Regions from separate parts of the Homo sapiens genome. Here regions 1, 3 and 4 are each linked to region 2. Evidence: chromatin contacts called from ENCODE Hi-C or POLR2A ChIA-PET data. All regions are on one chromosome and are shown on one strand. The core of a region is the stretch at or near the end of the contact, and the rest is flanking DNA. Distances in the headings are between cores, read along the strand shown. Region 1 holds the start of YY1-DT (YY1 divergent transcript). Region 2 has its middle 17 kb from the start of DYNC1H1. Region 3 has its middle 53 kb from the start of EIF5. Region 4 overlaps YY1 (YY1 transcription factor).

The links. Hi-C counts contacts between places; a loop is a spot of excess contacts on that map. ChIA-PET counts read pairs that join two places held with the same protein, here RNA polymerase II (POLR2A). Pooled maps may share reads with other maps.
Region 1: a pooled map shows a loop between it and region 2 (18-fold over the local background). The contact joins the promoter of YY1-DT here to the enhancer-like site in region 2. A Hi-C loop is called at or near these places in 1 of 37 single-sample maps with no recorded cell type and 13 of 50 pooled maps. POLR2A ChIA-PET finds 5 or more read pairs at or near these places in 2 of 52 experiments (GM10248 and WTC11).
Region 3: a map of lower leg skin shows a loop between it and region 2 (22-fold over the local background). The contact joins two enhancer-like sites. A Hi-C loop is called at or near these places in 1 of 168 maps with a recorded cell type or tissue (lower leg skin). POLR2A ChIA-PET finds 5 or more read pairs at or near these places in 1 of 52 experiments (activated T-cell).
Region 4: a pooled map shows a loop between it and region 2 (4-fold over the local background). The contact joins two enhancer-like sites. A Hi-C loop is called at or near these places in 3 of 50 pooled maps. POLR2A ChIA-PET finds 5 or more read pairs at or near these places in 2 of 52 experiments (GM10248 and WTC11).

Annotation. Positions count from the first base shown.
Region 1 is chr14:100,237,318-100,240,017 of GRCh38, reverse strand. It overlaps YY1-DT (YY1 divergent transcript), which reads left to right and starts at 1,397. Exons shown (of 2, transcript NR_189150.1): 1 at 1,397-1,547. It overlaps YY1 (YY1 transcription factor), which reads right to left and starts at 874. Exons shown (of 5, transcript NM_003403.5): 1 at 95-874. The coding sequence starts at 773. RefSeq lists enhancers at 1-122, 960-1,812 and silencers at 223-272, 763-832, 983-1,062, 1,123-1,722.
Region 2 is chr14:101,946,695-101,949,415 of GRCh38, reverse strand. No RefSeq gene overlaps it. Among named protein-coding and RNA genes, the nearest start is that of DYNC1H1, 17 kb to the left of the region's middle. RefSeq lists enhancers at 841-1,030, 1,331-1,450, 1,155-1,816. Within about 2 kb of position 1,260, at least 33 of the 41 ENCODE cell types and tissues checked have a DNase peak (open chromatin) inside an H3K27ac peak, as active enhancers do.
Region 3 is chr14:103,280,200-103,282,899 of GRCh38, reverse strand. No RefSeq gene overlaps it. Among named protein-coding and RNA genes, the nearest start is that of EIF5, 53 kb to the left of the region's middle. RefSeq lists enhancers at 1-690, 1,114-1,408, 691-1,489. Within about 2 kb of position 1,284, at least 5 of the 41 ENCODE cell types and tissues checked have a DNase peak (open chromatin) inside an H3K27ac peak, as active enhancers do.
Region 4 is chr14:100,255,265-100,257,964 of GRCh38, reverse strand. The region is part of intron 1 of YY1 (YY1 transcription factor); the gene reads right to left. Among named protein-coding and RNA genes, the nearest start is that of YY1, 17 kb to the right of the region's middle. Within about 2 kb of position 1,309, at least 2 of the 41 ENCODE cell types and tissues checked have a DNase peak (open chromatin) inside an H3K27ac peak, as active enhancers do.

The DNA.
Region 1 (2,700 bases), core at 148-2,647, 1.7 Mb after region 2:
GCGAAGAAGATGGCGGCGCCCATCACACACATAAAACATGGCTTCCCTTCAAAACAAAAACATCCCGGGGCCGGGGCGCGCGGCCGGCGCTCACCTGAGGACCACATGGTGACCGAGAACTCGCCCTCCAGGGTCTTGATCTGCACCTGCTTCTGCTCCCACTTCTTGTTGCCCGGGTCGGCGCCGCCGCCGCCCGCCGCGCCGGCCCCGCCGCTGAGGTAACTCTTCTTGCCGCTCTTCTTGCCGCCGCCCTTCTTGACGCGGCCGCCTCCCGACGACGACGAGCCGCCGCCGCCGCTCTTGCCGGCCGCCGCCACGGTGACCAGCGTTTGTTCAATGTAGTCGTCGTCGCCGCCGGCCGGCGCGGGCACCGGGATGAGAATCTGATCCTCGAAGCCGTCCTCGGCGCGCAGCCCGTCCGAGTCGTCGCCGCCCACCACCTCCTCGCGCGTCTGCACCAGGATCACCTCCTGGTGGTGGTGCACCTGGGTCGGGTCGTCGGTGACCAGCGGCTGCAGAGCGATCATGGGCGGGTGGTGGTGGTGGTGATGGTGGTGGTGGTGGTGGCCGGCGTGCCCGTGGCCGCCCCCGCCGCCGTGGTCGCCACCGCCGCCGTCCTCGTCGTCGTCGTCCTCCTCCTCCTCCTCGCCCACCACTGTGGTCTCGATGGTCTCCACCGGGATGGTCTCCACCTCGATCTCGTGCAGCTCCACGATCTCGGCCGGCATCTCCGAGCCGTCCGTGGCGATGTAGAGGGTGTCGCCCGAGGCCATGGCTGAGGGCTCCGCCGCCACGGCCGCGGCGGCCTCGGCTCCTCGGCTGCGGGCGGGCGGGCGAGGAGGCGGCCGGCCGTGGGGAAGGAAGGCAGAGGGAGGAAGGCGGCGAGCGGGCGGGGGGAGAGGGGGCGGGCGGCGGGGGAAGGGGCGGGCGCCGCGGCGGCGGCGGGGCTTCCCCGCCTCCCTCGCCTCGGTGCGCCCGCGCCCGCGCTCGCTCGGCCGCTGCTCGTCTCGGCTCCCCGCCTCGCCTCGCCTCGCCGCAACCGCCCGCCCTGGCCGCGCCTCCTCCCGCCCTCCGGGCCGGCGCTCCGCTTCCCCCTTCCTCCTGCGCCTCCGCCTCCTTCCACACAAATACCAACTCCTCAACCCGAGCCCAGATCTCGCCGCCGCCGCCACACTCTGCTCGGGCCCGGCCTCGCGAGACTTCCGCGCTGGCCTCAGCCCGCCCCGCCTCGCTGCCACTCGCCCGTTCGCCCTCTCGATTCTCCTCTCGGCCAATCGATCTGTCCGCTGGCCTCCGCGGCCCCGCCCACTCGCCGGGCTCCTCCCGGATTGGGGCCGATGGGACCGGGGGCGGGGCGGCTCGCACGCGCCCTGGCTGGCCCGCGGCGCGTGACGTCAGCGCGCCGCCGCCGCCGCCACCGCCTCCCGCTTCCCGGTGTCGCGCGGCTGCCGCCCTTCGCGGTGCAACAGCCACAAAACCCGCCGCCTCGGGCCGGGGCCGCACTCGGGAACGGGGCGTCGCCGCTACAGCCGCTGCCTTGGGAGCCGGTGAGCGGTCCGCGCGGCCCCGGGCACCACGGGGGCGGGAGCCTGAGGAGAAGGGAGGGAGGGGCCGGCCGGGAGCGGGGTTGAGGCGGGTGGGCGGCCCGGGGGCCGCGCGGGGAGCGGCTGGCGCGTGCGGGGCGGCCCTGTCGCCCCAATAAAGTCTGCTTTGACGAGAATCGCCTGTGCTTCCTTTTTCGCGTCGGGAGGTGTTTGTTCTTGTCGCCTGGCTTCGGGCGAGCGATGGCCGCGGGGTGAGTGTGGAGGACCGAACGGACAAAATCGGGCGACGCGGGCAGCGTCCGGTATCTCGCCGCGAGCGCCCGGCGGGGTGCGGGGCCGAGCGCGGGGTCGGCGCGAGCTCGGCGGAAGCGCCCGCGGAGCCCCAGGGCCACCGTTGGGAGGATGTCCGTTATTCTTTAGTGACCCGCGGAAACCTGAGACGCAGCCGTTGGGTGCCTGTTTCCCCGTAGATCTTAGAACTACAGGGTCCTGGCGGCTTTCTAAAATTTTCTCCTGAGCTTCCCCTTCTTTGCTCTCCAGTCAGCCATTGTTTCCCTTGCCCACCCTTTCCCCCTATTTGTCACTTTCATAGGTGCTCCTTTTTACGCCCACCAGGTTTTGCATTTGTCTCATTTAAAATTCCAAATTTTTTCAGCCGTGTCCTCCATTGTACCTGCAACAGAGCCTAGATTTTTTTTTGTGGCACGGATTAGCGGCAAGTTAAACCTTCCTGAATGAGTTACATTGCAGCGAAGTGTTTCTGCTCTTATCTGTCCTTTTGGTCGACCTGACAATTTGCCTTAAAGCAAAACAAAGATTTCCTGATTTTTAAGGAAACTATGACAAATTGAAGAGTTGGAAAGGTGTGTCTTTGTTGTACTCGTTTGGCCGATTTAACGCCTCTGTGAATTTGTTCAACTTAAATATTATCAACATTTACTGTTTTGTAATAGTGTTCATGCAGTTGAGGCCCATGATTTTCTGAACTGTACGCAATACATTAATCTTAGGCTCAACTTGTTAAAACAAGTAGACTATACATTCTCATTAAAAGGCAACTTTATAAATCCTAGTCCCTTCTTATTGCTAAATCGCATTGGACTTGACTTTTGAGAATATTAGTGTAAGGAGTGACAAATTAGATCGTTTTCTCTTT
Region 2 (2,721 bases), core at 11-2,510:
TGAAGGCAGGGGTTTCTGCCTTCTGTTTAATGCTAGCTGCCCAGTGCCTAGAAAAGTGCCTGGCATCCAGTAGGTGTTCAATAGATATTTATAGAGTTAAATGCACTAAACTTAGGAGGCGGAAGTTGTTTTTTTTGGAGGCCTTTGCCCATTTCACTCCCTCCTTCCCGTTCCACCTTCTAGGTTTCTCATTCCCTCTGCTTCTTCTCTTTTGCTGGCTCTGGCCTGCAGCCCTCTTGCCCCTGGTGTAAAGGGCTCAAAACGCCAGACAGCTCTGCCGCCATGGGGAGGAGACCCTGACTGAGAAGCCAGGGCCCCGGCCTCCAGGGTCACCAGTACCTTGGGCAGGCCGGGGTGTCGCTGGGGCTTGGGTGACTCCACCAGGCATGGAGGGGGTGGGTACTCCCAGCTGGCTCGCCAACCTTCGCTTCTTGCCTCGCAAAGGCAACCTGGCGGAGGGTCTGTGGGTCAAGCAGAGTCCAGCTCTAGTTTCTCCCCTTCCAGGCTGTGCGCCCTCAGCCAGGCCTCTCCTCGCCTACAGGGCTCGCGGACACTTCTGACCCTCACTGAGGTCGTAAAGATTACAAGTCAGTGGTCCACAACGACTGGCGTCGGGCCCGCCGCATACCCACTATGTACGACTGGCCGCTAAGTCAGCCGAGGCCCTGGGGCTCCGCTCCACAACCCAGCCCACGGTCAGCTTTCCTGGGCTGCTCCGTCCCGCGAGGCCATCGCCCCATTCATATTCGGCAGGGCATTTCCACGCGTCCCGTCTCAGGCAAGCCCCAGAGCACCCTTTTTCGGGCAACACTGTGCCCACTTCACTGGAGAGGGAACTGAGGTCCACGTCATTGGGAGAGGAACACGTGACATATTGAGCTCTTTCCTCAGCAAGTGACCTAACCCGCCTTGCCCTCGGCCGTGAGCAGAGGGCCAGACCGGAAGTCCGCTAGCTCTGCTGTTCCGAGGCCCGCCAGTCTCCAAACCCCGGTCTTAGATCGAGGTCTCTGGCCGTTTCCCTCCGCAGCAAAACCCTTGTTCCAGGACTACACCAGACGGGTCACACGACCTAGATCGGCACGGTCACATGTCCCGCAGTCCGGTCATGTGCACCCTCGGACCAATCCCAGCGGCCAGGAAGGAGAGGCATTGTGATTGGCCCATGCCCTTCAGGGGGCGGGACTCCTGCTGAGGAGGGCCTTCCCCGTTCTCACCTCTGCGTTCCGCGTGAATCTCGCTCACTCGCGAGATTGGGCGTCTGACAGGTGCCCTTAGGTCCCACAATGCACAGGCCGGAGGCGGGGCGGTCCTGCATTGACGCAACCTCGCGCGCCGCTTGCGTCACCTCTCGGTGCCGCCCTTGAGATTGGGGCATTTCTCGCTGAGATCCTGCACTCGGCTCCAGGTATCCTGGAGGAAAGAACGAACTTCTCCTGGGCCCAGAAGTTTAGGTCCGCTGTCGTCCCCCGCCTGCCTCTAAGGCCCTCTCCTCGCGACAGCCTCTGAAACCATCGGCTCCTTCCTCATTTCTGTCACGGCCTGGCTTGCATTCCAAGCCAGGCACTCATTTCATGTTTATTGTTCCAGCTGGACTAGGGGTACTTAAACCGTGGTCCATGGCTGGGCTTCCGGGGCCGTGACCCCCTTAAATTATATGCAGTATGTAGCTTGTTGTGGGTGGCTTCTGTCACACTTAAATGCTGGGTGCCATCACAGGACTGGCAGGGCCCTACTGTGGTCGTCAGTGCGCTCTTTGTCAGCACAGAGCCTGACGCAAATGTCCAAAGGTGCTAATTAGACAGAGGCAAATATCCCAACTGTTGCCCTCTGCACACACCTCGGTCTACTCTTTTAAGACTACTTGCTGTTACCTGCACACACCTTTATTTATTTATTTATTTATTTATTTAATTTTTGAGACAGGGTCTCGCTCTGTCGCCCAGGCTGGAGTGCAGTGGCGCGATCTCGGCTCACGGGCTCAAGCGACCCTCCTGCCTCAGCCTCCCGAACAGCTGGGACTACAGGCCTGCGTCACCACGCCCGGCTAGTGGTTTTTTTCTTTTTTTTTTTTTCTTGAGACGGAGTCTTGCTCTGTCGCCCAGGCTGGAGTGCAGTGGCGCCATCTCGGCTTACTGCAACCTCCGCCTCCCAGGTTCAAGCGATTTTCCTGCCTCAGCCTCCCGAGTAGCTGGGATTATAGGCGCTCGCCACCACACCCGGCTAATTTTTGTATTTTTAGTAGAAACGGGGTTTCACCATGTTGGCCAGGCTGGTCTCGAACTCCTGACTGCCTCGGCCTCCTAAAAGTGCTGGGATTACAGGCGCGAGCCACTGCGCCCGGCCTAGTTTTTGTATTTTTTGTAGAGACGGGGTTTCGCCATGTTGCCCAGGGTGGTCTTGAATTCCTGAGCTCAAGTGATCCTCCCGCCTAGGCCTTCCAAAGTGCTGGGAGTACGTGAGCCACCGCTCCTGGCCCTGCACACAGCTTTTGATTGTACGCCTTCCTTCTGTCATCATGCTGTTCTCTCTGACCGAACAAATCTCTCTTCATCTTTCTATCAAACATCGATTGAGTTTGAGCGAGGGCGTGGAGGGGTTGAGCACAGTGCCAGGCACTGGAAGCACGTTGGTGAACAAGACAAGCCTGGGCAATGTTCCCACAGAGCTCACGATCTAGCGGGGGAGACAGGTTGGAGATAGGGGAGAGGCTGCGGGCGTCTC
Region 3 (2,700 bases), core at 35-2,534, 1.3 Mb before region 2:
AGAGAACCCAAAAATGTGCACGTCTGTCTGTCCTAGGTGAATGCAGACACCCTCCATCCTCCATCCCCAGTGGGAGTGGATGCATTCTTTTTTTTTTTTTTTTTTTTTTGAGACGGAGTTTTGCTCTTCGCTCTTGTTACCCAGGCTGGAGTGCAATGGCGCTATGATCTCAGCTCACCACAACCTCCACCTCCTGGGTTCAAGCGATTCTCTGGCCTCAGCCTCCCGAGTAGCTGGGATTACAGGTATGCGCTACCACGCCTGGCTAATTTTGTATTTTTAGTAAAGATGGGGTTTCTCCATGTTGGTCGGGCTGGTCTCAAACTCCCGACCTCAGGTGATCTGCCCGCCTCGGCCTCCCAAAATGCTGGGATTACAGGCGTGAGCCACCACGCCCGGCCTGCATTCTTTAGCTCGGTTGGCCGTCCGCCAAGCGCCAGCCAGGGTGGACCTCTTCCAGTAGATGCCACCTCTGCTGCAGCGGCTGTGACTGAGGCTACCACTTGGTTAAGTTTATGGCCGTCCACTCTCATTGCCATGAGCCTCTTTTATACTGTGGGAGATGAATAAATAGAAATGCATCTTCATGTCTTTGAGGATGGCCCGATTCTCTGCCCTCTCACCCGGCATGGCTTCCCATCTACTATCTTGACTCAATGAGGAAGCACTTTCAGGGCCTGCCACTGGTGTGTGCGTGCACCCATAGGCAGGGAGGTGTCTGGGCGGGGAGACAGAGACAAAGGCAGAGAGACAGAGAGAGACAGAGAGAGGGAAAGATGGTGTAAGTTGGGGAAAGGGGTGGGTGTGGCTTAGATGCCCACATGAGCAGAAGGTGACTGCCCTGTCCTTCGGCCTGTCCAGCAGCTGGCAGCCAGCTCACCGCTGAGCAACTGGATGGGAGTGGGAGGGTGTGATGCCGTCAGGAGTTCAAAGGAGCAGCTGGCTTGTTTAGAGAATATGGGGTGCTTTTTCCTGGATGGAGGCTGAGATCCAGAGGGACCAGGCCACAGAGCTCTCCCGGAGCATTCCCACAAGCCAGCAGCCGAGCAGGGTAGAGCCGTGGCATCTGCGTGAGGCCCATCCCATCCTGTCCAGCATGGCTCAGCAGGGTCTTGCTGGCCAGGGGTGTCAGGACTGGGAACAAGATGTTGCTGATTTCCATTTGCTGCCCCTGCACTTCCCCACACAGCCCAGAGCACAGCAGAAAGCAGCTGGTGTTTTGCTTCCTTTCCAGCAGAGGGAGGGAGCAGCTTGGTGAGGACAACTTGCCCTTGAGGCAGGGAAATGTGATCAGCACCCCCCACCTCCCTTGCCGGAGTGAGCTGCAGTAATTGGTTTTCCTAGAACAGCTATCCAACCCAAGGCGAAGAAACACCCAAACCAAAATGTCATAAAACTTACTGCGTTTAAAAACAATTATCAGGGCTGGGCGTGGTGACACACACCTGTAATCCCAGCACTTTGGGAGGCCAAGGCAGGTGGATCACCCAAGGTCAGGAGTTTGAGACCAGCCTGGCCAACACGGGAAAACCTCGTCTCTACTAAAAATAGAAAAATTAGCTGGGCATGGTGGCGGGCACCTGTAATCCCAGCTACTCAGGAGGCCGAGGCAGGAGAATTGCTTGAATCCGGGTGGTGGAGGTTGCAGTGAGCCGAGATTGCGCCACCGCACTCCAGCCTAGGCAACAGAGCAAGTCTCAAAAAAAAAAAAAAAAAAAAAAAGAATTGGATAAAGGTTGCTGCGCTAAAAATCAACAAAAAGATGACCTATTCTTCATAGGTTTCCATACCTATTTCACTATTTAAAAATTCCAGGAATTCAGGCAAAGTATGAAGGCAGCTGCCGCTAATAACACAGGTGCAATGCCTGCTGCATAACCGGGTGCTTTCTCTCCTCTCACCTCCTGGAGTTTTCTCTACAACAAACAAACTCCTGAAAAATAATGGTAAAGCCATCCGACAGCATCTAGAAATCTTGGAACATAGTGCTTTAAATATGATTCACAAAGTCAAATGGTAAGAATTGCAAAGTTTAAAAACAATTTATTTGTGCTCCATTTTCCTGTGCATAGCATAGTCAACCAGATGTTAATTACAAAACTGACAGCCAGCGCTGGGCTCACTTTAGGTATAAAATTAATTTGCCAGCGACACATATCCAATTGCAAGGTTGTGCTAAGTAGGTCGTAACTATATTTAGGACCACACAGAAAGGAAAAAGTGATTGCTCAATTCATCACTGAAAATGAGATGGAAACTTCATGGAACTAAGATCTAAACTTCGGCGAAGTGCTCCAAATCCAAACTGTAATTCTCAGAACCAGGTAGTTCAAAAAAACATACCACAAATTGCATTTGAAGAAAGCACATTCTGCCCATTCAGGCTTAAAGCAGTAAGGCATCTTTTAAAGAAGAAAAACTGCCAACAGAATGAATCACTGTTGTTAGTTAAAATACAGAAGTAGTCGTTTCCGTTTCCATTTACTATCCTGTATATCGCTGCTTTAAGATGCACCCAATAGGCCAGGCACCGTGGCTCACGCCTGTAATCCCAGCACTTCGGGAGGCCGAGGCAGGCGGATCACGAGGTCAAGAGATCGAGACCATCTTGGCCAACATGGTGAAACCCCGTCTCTACTAAAAATACAAAAATTAGCCGGGCGTGGTGGCACATGCCTGTAGTCCCACCTACTTGGGAGG
Region 4 (2,700 bases), core at 60-2,559, 1.7 Mb after region 2:
TGTGGTCTCACTATGTTACCTAGGCTGGTTTCGAACTCCTGGGCTGAAGCAATCCGCCTTGGCCTACCAAAGTGCTGGGATTACAGGTGTGGGCCATGTTTTATATTTCTGATACAGAATGATAGCAATGTTGAGAATCAGTGCTACTCTGAATAAGCTACTGATGAAAGTGTCTTAATCCATTTGGGCTGCTACAACAAAAATATAGATTAGGTGGCTTAAGGCAACATTTATTTCCCACAGTTCGGAAGCTAGAAGTCCAAGATCAAGGTGCCAGCATGGTGGTGTTCTTGGTGAGGACCTACTCCCTGGTTTGCAGATAGCCATCTTCACACTGTCTTGTCACATAGCATAGAGAGAACCAGAGGGCTAGCACTCTGGAGTCTCTTTTATAGGGCACTAATCCCATGCATTAGGGTTCTACCCTCAGACCTAAATTACCTTCCAAAGGACCTACCCTCTAATACCATCACATTGGGGGTTAAGATTTCAACACATGAATCTGGGAGAGACACAAACATGCAGTCTACCCCAGAGGGCATGTCTCAAGTGTGCTGAGACAGAAGACTGAACTCATGGCATAAAGGAATCACAGGCTAAATGATTATTATCATTAGTTCTACACATATTGAGGGCCTCCTATGTGCCTGGCATTGTTCTGGGCACTGGGAATAAAAGCTAGAAACAAAGTATCTGCTCTCAAGGAACTTACAGTCTAGTGAGGGAAGTCAAATGAGGAAATACTTCTTGAGTGGGGCTCAGAACCCAAATCTGAGCAATTCTAATATTGAAAGACTGAGGAATACTTTGCAAAGGAGACTGAAGAGGTATATCCACAGGTAGGGAGACAACTAGCTCTGTCTAAAGAGAACTTAGCGACATATCAAGTGCAAGTGGCATACACTACCAACACTGAAGAATATCAAGAACCCTCAGGATGGTCACTAAAATAATTCAGAATCAGAAACCAAAAAAATATATGAAAGAAGCCTAAAGTAGACGCTGACAAGACTTTATGACCTATATCAGGAATCAACTAGTACAGCCAGTTGGCCAAATCCAACCTCTATATTTCCACGGTTTTCGTAAAAAAAAAAAAAATTGTGGTAAAATATACATTACCATAATACTTCTCATTTTAACCATATGTAAGTGTACAGTTCAGTGCCATTTAATACATTCAGAATGTGTAACCATCACCACTATCTATACCCAAAATATTTTCTTCATTCCCGCAAAAAACTCTATACCCATTATGCAAGAACTTTCACTTCCCCTCAGCACCTGCTAACCTCAATTCTACTTTCTGTCTCTATGAATTTGCCTATTTCAGGTACCTCATACCAGTTGAATCATACAGTATTTGCCATCCATGCCTGGTTTATTTCACTAAGCATAATGTTTTTAAGACCCACCTGTTGTAACATATAACAACATTCCATTCCTCTTCATGGCTGAATAATATTCTGTACATACATACCATTTTGTCCATCTGTTAATGGATGGAGAAATAAACATGGCTAGATAATTAATCAGATGGGTTGGGGAGGAACAGGGATGCCAAGTATGCCACCTGAGTTTCTTGCTTCTAATTTTTAGAAGATGGTGGTGTCATTTGATGAGATGGAGGACAAGAGTGTGAAAGAGATGATGTGCAGAAGATTTAGAGTTCCTCTTTGGTTTGAGGTATCTGTGCAAAATCTAATGGGCAGACCTCAAAAAGGCAACTAAATATGCATGTATAGGGGATAAGAAACCTAGGTCAGAGAGAATTATATCGTAATCTGTGAGAATCACTGGCATATAGATGTTTTTTTTTTTTTGTGACAGGGTCTGGCTCTGTTGACCAGACTAGAGTGATCATAGTCTGCATGATCATAGCTCATTGCAGCCTCAAACTCCTGGACTCAAGTGACCCTCCTGCTGCAACCTCCCAAGTAGGTGGGACTACAGGCCCACAATACCATGCCTGACTCAGACTGCATTGAAAGCCCCAGAAAGACATTGTAAGATTATCTACTGAAAAAGAATACAGTCAGAGAGGAGAAGGATTATAATCAAAACCTGAACAATTCTAATATTAAGAGAATGAGGAAGACTTTGCAAAGGAGACTGAAGAGAGATGTCCACAAGTAGGGAGACAACTAGCTCTGTCTAAAGAAAACTGTACTCAGTGACGTATCAAGTGCCAAGTGGCATACAGCAAAAGCAGTTTGCCCTAAGCACAGACAAGAGAGGCTGCATGGTCTGTACATAATTTTAAAACCATAATAAAACTGGCTGAAAATAAGTGTACTCTTGATCATTACCACATTCCACACTTATTTATTTATTTATTTTTCCTGAGATGGAGTCTCGCTCTGTCCCCCCCAGGTTGGAGTGCAGTGGTGCAATGTTGGCTCACCGCAACCTCTGCCTCCCTGGTTCAAGTGATTCTCCTGCCTCAGCCTTCCAAGTAGCTGGGATCACAGGGGCACACCACCACGCTCAGCTATTTTTTGTATTTTTAGCAGAGATGGGGTTTCACCATGTTGGCCAGGCTGGTCTCTAACTCCTGATCTCAGGTGATCCGCCCACCTCAGCCTCCCAAACTGCTGGGATTACAGGCATGAGCCACCGTGCCCGGCCCTCCCACACTTTCAAATAATATCAGTTTCTTGCCTTAAAATAAAACATATTTTGTTGGTCTAAGTTTGAAAT